Regions from separate parts of the Homo sapiens genome. Here region 2 is linked to region 1. Evidence: chromatin contacts called from ENCODE Hi-C or POLR2A ChIA-PET data. All regions are on one chromosome and are shown on one strand. Each heading gives the region's core, a stretch centred on a gene start or an enhancer-like site at or near the end of the contact. The rest is flanking DNA. Distances are from core to core; before and after follow the strand shown. Region 1 overlaps KALRN (kalirin RhoGEF kinase). Region 2 overlaps KALRN (kalirin RhoGEF kinase).

Evidence for each region. A loop is a pair of places that touch in the nucleus more often than their neighbours do. ChIA-PET counts read pairs that join two places held with the same protein, here RNA polymerase II (POLR2A). Pooled maps may share reads with other maps.
Region 2: a loop to region 1 is called in a map of naive thymus-derived CD4-positive, alpha-beta T cell, with 9 times the contacts of the local background. The contact joins two enhancer-like sites. A Hi-C loop is called at or near these places in 4 of 168 maps with a recorded cell type or tissue (PC-3, Right ventricle myocardium inferior, naive thymus-derived CD4-positive, alpha-beta T cell and 1 more), 5 of 37 single-sample maps with no recorded cell type and 9 of 50 pooled maps. POLR2A ChIA-PET finds 5 or more read pairs at or near these places in 10 of 52 experiments (AG04449, Caco-2, GM12878 and 6 more).

Annotation. Positions count from the first base shown.
Region 1 is chr3:124,614,875-124,617,574 of GRCh38, reverse strand. The region is part of intron 34 of KALRN (kalirin RhoGEF kinase); the gene reads right to left. Among named protein-coding and RNA genes, the nearest start is that of UMPS, 110 kb to the left of the region's middle. Within about 2 kb of position 1,259, at least 5 of the 41 ENCODE cell types and tissues checked have a DNase peak (open chromatin) inside an H3K27ac peak, as active enhancers do.
Region 2 is chr3:124,653,356-124,656,055 of GRCh38, reverse strand. It overlaps KALRN (kalirin RhoGEF kinase), which reads right to left. Exons shown (of 60, transcript NM_001388419.1): 39 at 389-455. Among named protein-coding and RNA genes, the nearest start is that of UMPS, 76 kb to the left of the region's middle. Within about 2 kb of position 1,360, at least 2 of the 41 ENCODE cell types and tissues checked have a DNase peak (open chromatin) inside an H3K27ac peak, as active enhancers do.

The DNA of each region.
Region 1 (2,700 bases), core at 10-2,509:
GTACTATGTTGCATTCTTCCCTGCTTATACACCCTTTAGCTTTTCTGCTTTTCTGAAGCTTACCAAGGACTTCTTCGTTGTAAGCCCAGCATGTTCTCCTTTTGCTCTGAATACCTTTTTGTGCTATTTGTTTGGCACTGATAAATGCTTGTTTACATATTTTCCCTCACTGAGCAAAGTCCTTGAGAGGAGGTCTCCTCCATCTTTGCATTGCCAGCACAAATTCTTTGTTCATTTGTGTGAGACAGGGTCTCACTCTGTCACCCAGGCTGGAGTGCAGTGGCTCAATGACAGTTCACTGCAGCCTCAACCTCCTGGGCTCAGGTGATCCTCCCACCTCAGCCTTCTGAGTAGCTGAGACTATAGCCTCATGCCACCATGCCCAGCTAATTTTTTTAAATTTTTTGTAGAGACAGGGTTTCACCGTGCTGCCCAGATTGGCCTCAAACTCCTGATCTCAAGTGATCCACCTGCCTCAGCCTCCCAAAGTGCTAGGATTACAGACGTGAGCCACCACGCCCAGCCAACACAAATTCTTTGGTCATTAAATGGCTGGTAATGAAAAGCTAGGGACAAAACTTAGCAATATAACTTTTTTTTTTTTTTTTTGGAGATGGAGTCTTACTCTGTCACCCAGGCTGGAGTGCAGTGGTGCAATCTCAGCTCACTGCAAGCTCCGCCTCCTGGGTTCACGCCATTCTCCTGCCTCAGCCTCTCAAGTAGCTGGGACTACAGGCGCCGGCCACCATGTCCGGCTAATTTTTTGTATTTTTAGTAGAGACGGGGTTTCACCGTGTTAGCCAGGATGGTCTCGATCTCCTGACCTCATGATCCGCCCACCTCGGACTCCCAAAGTGCTGGGATTACAGGCATGAGCTACCGCGCCTGGCCAGTTCCTTAAGAAGTTCTAAGTGCTGCCCAGTCAATTAAAGATGAGTTAAGAAAGCCACCTTTTTCTTTACTGCAAGACTTCTGGGAACCTCTAATATGCTAATGTAGATGATGACCCCAGAGGGAACATAGAGCATTTACCAAATTTCATTGAGCTTGGCTATTATTCCCTAGATCTGGAAGAAAAAGGGTGAGTGAGACTCCTGGAGATGGTATTCTGACAGCAAGGTAGTCAGTCAAACTCAAAACCTGTTATGAATGCCAAAGTAGGAGCTAAGTTGCAGTCTAGCCGAGTTATTTTAGGCTTATGTACTATCACATCAAGTATACCCAGAAGCCAGTGGGAAGCCTGGCCTGGATTCAACTCACAATGTGCCCTTCAGTAGTAACCTTAACCAAAGGTAACTGCAACAGGCTTAATTATAGAGGCTGGGGGGAAGAGTTAAGCAGGGTGGCTCTGGAAAGTTTAAGACTGTAATTAAGTGCTACTTAACTGAAAATGTCACAATGGAAATTCTCCTAGGAAACCTGAGAGAAGAAGCAAGAAGAGGAAACTGCATATATGGAGGAAGTAACAGGTGGCTAGAGGTCAAAGACTGCTTGTTTGCAGTGTCCTTTTTTGGTAAACTGTATTTTTGGGTGGAACAGGAAAGAAAGTGTGAAGGCTTAGGGTCTCTTGGACTTAATGTAATAGGAGGCTCTACAGTCTTAATCTGATCCTCCTTCTCCCAACCACCTGTGCCAAGTGGGTTTTCTTCTAGGTCTTCACTACCTGGCTTAGGAAAAAGCAGTAGACAAGATTGAGTTCAGTCTAAGCCTCCTGACCAAGCTCAGTGTTTCATCCTACACTTTCCAAGTCTGTGCTCTTCCCGCAAAAGTCTCTCTGTGGTTCTCCTCTCTGGCCTCCTTGCTACCGGGAGCACAGATTCCACACTAAAGATACACACGGCTAGGAAAATGAACTGCCTGGCCCACCCTGCAACCGGATTCGCCAGTATGATCCCACTGGCACCAGTTCTTTAAAACTTTTTATTTTGACATAATTTCAGATTTAGAGAAAGGTTACACGACTAGTACAAATAATTCCTATATACTCTTTACTCAGATTCCTCCAATGTTAACATTTTGCCCTTAGCTTTTTCATCTTTCTCTTTCCAAACTGAGAATAAGTTACAGAGAAGATTCCCCTTTATTCCCAGATACTTTAGTATAGGTTTCCTTAAAACAAGGACATCTCTTATATAACCATAGGACAATAAGCAAAATCAGAAATTTAACAGTGATATCCTGTTTTTTTCAAATATTGACAGTTATTCCAATAATGTCCTTCATAGAGAAAGATCATGTCTTTTATGATCTGCACATCTTTTATAAGTACAGGGTAGTTATTTTGTAGAATGTCCCTCATTTGGTTTGCCATGTATTTCCTTATGATTACATTTAAGGTGTGTGTTTTTGGTAGGAATATCCCAAAAATGATGCATCAAATCAGGAGGCATACAATATTGATTTGATTAGACTATAGTTATGTTAACTTTGATCCCCTAGTGTCTGTCACTGGGACAGTGTTCTAATCCACCAGGTAAAACTGCATACTCACTTAGCCCAGCTGTTTTAAAACTCTGATATAATTTTGGCTTGCCTAACCCTGGTCATATATGTGACAAATTAACTATAAGTAATGTTTGAACATAATTCCCATGTAAAATACTCAATTCCATTCATGAAACAATTTCCTGATCACAAACATGAGAAGAGGCTAATTTTCTACTCCATTGAAGACAGACTGAACAGTGTATAATGAAGGTG
Region 2 (2,700 bases), core at 111-2,610, 38 kb before region 1:
CCTAAGATCCCACTAAGAATGAACTGTTTTATGCCTATGTGGCTCATAGCTCTGAAGAATATATGTCCACATAGTTAAACATCAAAGAAAAGCTCTTAAGACAATAGCTTGGTCACCTAAAACAAAGTGGAATGAGTTCCACTCTAACCAAGAGGCTCCCCCAAATGCTATAACATTCAGGCCACTACTTCCCTCTAAATATCTTATTTCAAGGGGAAAAGAAAAATATTGCCTACATATTCTACTTATTACCATTTTTATTTTCATTTCTGCAAGTGCTCAGACAGTAAAGTACATGTAACCATCAGATTAAAACACCTTGGCCTAGGTAGGGTCCAACGTGCTCCTGGTTGGGTGACCACAGACCCACCTGGAACCCTCTACTTACCTCCACCACAATGCCCAGATCCTTGACATAGTCTTTCTCTGTCTGTACCAGCTCATTCAGGACAAACCTGAGCAGGAGATTAAGAACAGTGAGTGTTCCTCTTCATTGTTAAGCCAAAAATCTTCACTTAAGTTCACAGAAAAGTTACTTTGGCACCTTTATAACAAGACCCCTTAAAACACCCACACTTATCTCCTGGGAAAGATGCTTACGGATGCTTTCCCTAGAGGAGGCCCTACTGAAGGGCTGAGGACACCAAGGCCAGAAAGGACTTCCCCAGGTGACATACAATAGTCACACGAAAAATGACGCTCAGTACCTAGCATTCTTCTTTCTATTCTTCATGTGTTTCTCCCTCACCTACAACTGAACGATTGTATAGACAGAGGGCAGAAAGATTGACAACCATTTTGGCAAAACTGCGTTCTGAAAGCTTTGAGGCTGGGCAGGGGTTAAGATGAGACTTTTCTTCCTTCATTTCAGCTCCATTCTTCACTTAACAAGAAGAGAAAGACATTTATTTGATTACCAACCTGTAAGTCCTCCAAGACAAGGATAGATATCAAGTGAAGTTTTTAAGATATGGAAGCTGCAATTATTCAGATAGGTATCATGGTAACTGGCCTGGAAAACCCCCAGTCAAGGCCAGAAAGATGGACTGCAGACATTCCAAAATCACACATTTAATGCAGCACTACCTTCTCCAGGATGCAGGATTTAACAATTACAAGGACATTTGCTCTCTTGGTTTCTTTCTTGTTAATTCTTTCTACCATTTACTATGTGCCACTCCCTTCATCTGGGTTTTCCCATGCTTATAATAAGGTAGGTATTGTAAAACCTATTTTATATAAATGAAAATGCAGAGACAGAAAGATTAGGTAACCTGACCATGATTGCAAAGTGAGTAGCAGAGCCAGGATTTGAACCCAGTTGTGCAAGAGTCCAAAGACCATGCTCTTTCCCAGCAGCCCACTGCTTGGTAAACTACTCTGACTGGCTCTTGGGAGTCCTTGAAGCCTCAAACCCAAACACTCTTTCTGTCTTTTGTCCAGACACTAAAGAGCTTTACATAAAATGCTAAAGTTGTGCACAGGGGCAGGGTGGTGCTGTGCAACCTACTGGAGTCAAACTCTTCCAATCTGATTGGAATGAGTTTTGCCTGGGACCACACAATTGCATTTTGGGCACAAGTAGCAGAAATGATAAAGTTCTGAGATGTCAAAGTGGGACCCCAGCACAAGGGTGGTAACCATTTTTAACCCAGGAAGCAATTCATCTGAAACTCTTGCTCCGTATAGCCCCAGAAGCCACCACATTCCTGGAGCCTGGGGCCTCTGGGCAATGGGGAGGAAGCAGAGGAACACATGCTTCTTTATCAGTGCACCCAGCACTTCCAACAGCTCCCTCTCCAGCACAGACAATCATGTGTTTTAGGCCACAGGAAGGAACTGGCAAGGCCAAATGAAAGCATTTAAATATATCTTTACCATGGCCCAAGTTACCGCCTGGTAGAAAGTGGCAAAAGAAAACCCACAGGAAAGTTAGAGTGGGAATATGGGGCTGGGAGGGCCCTCTGGAGATGAAGTCCAGCTCTCTGTCTCCAGGCGATATTTTTATCCTAAGCTATTTGCTGACAGATGAGGGCTATCTTTGGCTTCTCAGCCTTTAGAGAAGGGAACTGTATTAGGTGCTGCTAGTGGACCTGTCATCTCTTCCCTTGAAGGGTTAATGAAGGAGACCATGACGTATTAAAAGACATTCTGAAAAGTGACATCAAGGATTTAAATTGCAGGCATTGCAAGGCAGTGCACAATTAATTGCCAAATGAACTGACAACAAGGCATGTTTTTCATGATAAGTTCTTATTAGTAGAAGTTATTTACAAACAAATGTTATTCTTTGGTCCAACTAAAATTATTTCAGCTACTGGTTAGAACCACTTCTAACCTCCTTTCACAGGGATAGGGAATGGCTGGTCTTCCACAGAAAATCTCTTAGATTCATTGCACTGGCTGTTCTCTCTCTTGAGAACACTTTTTCTCCATGGCTAATTTACCTCCCCCGGTCTTTGTGCAAATGCCAGGGCCATTTAAAATTGCAGCATGGCCTCATTTATTCTCTGGATCTCCCTTACACTGCTCTATTTTTTTTTCTTTTTCTTGTTTCCAACATAATACATAATTTATTTTGTTTATTGTCTGATTTCTCCCACTAGAATTTAAACTTGCCATGAGAGCAAAGACTTATGTTGTTATTATTTGTCTTATTCACTGATGTATCCCACTGATGGTACATACTGGTGTTAGACC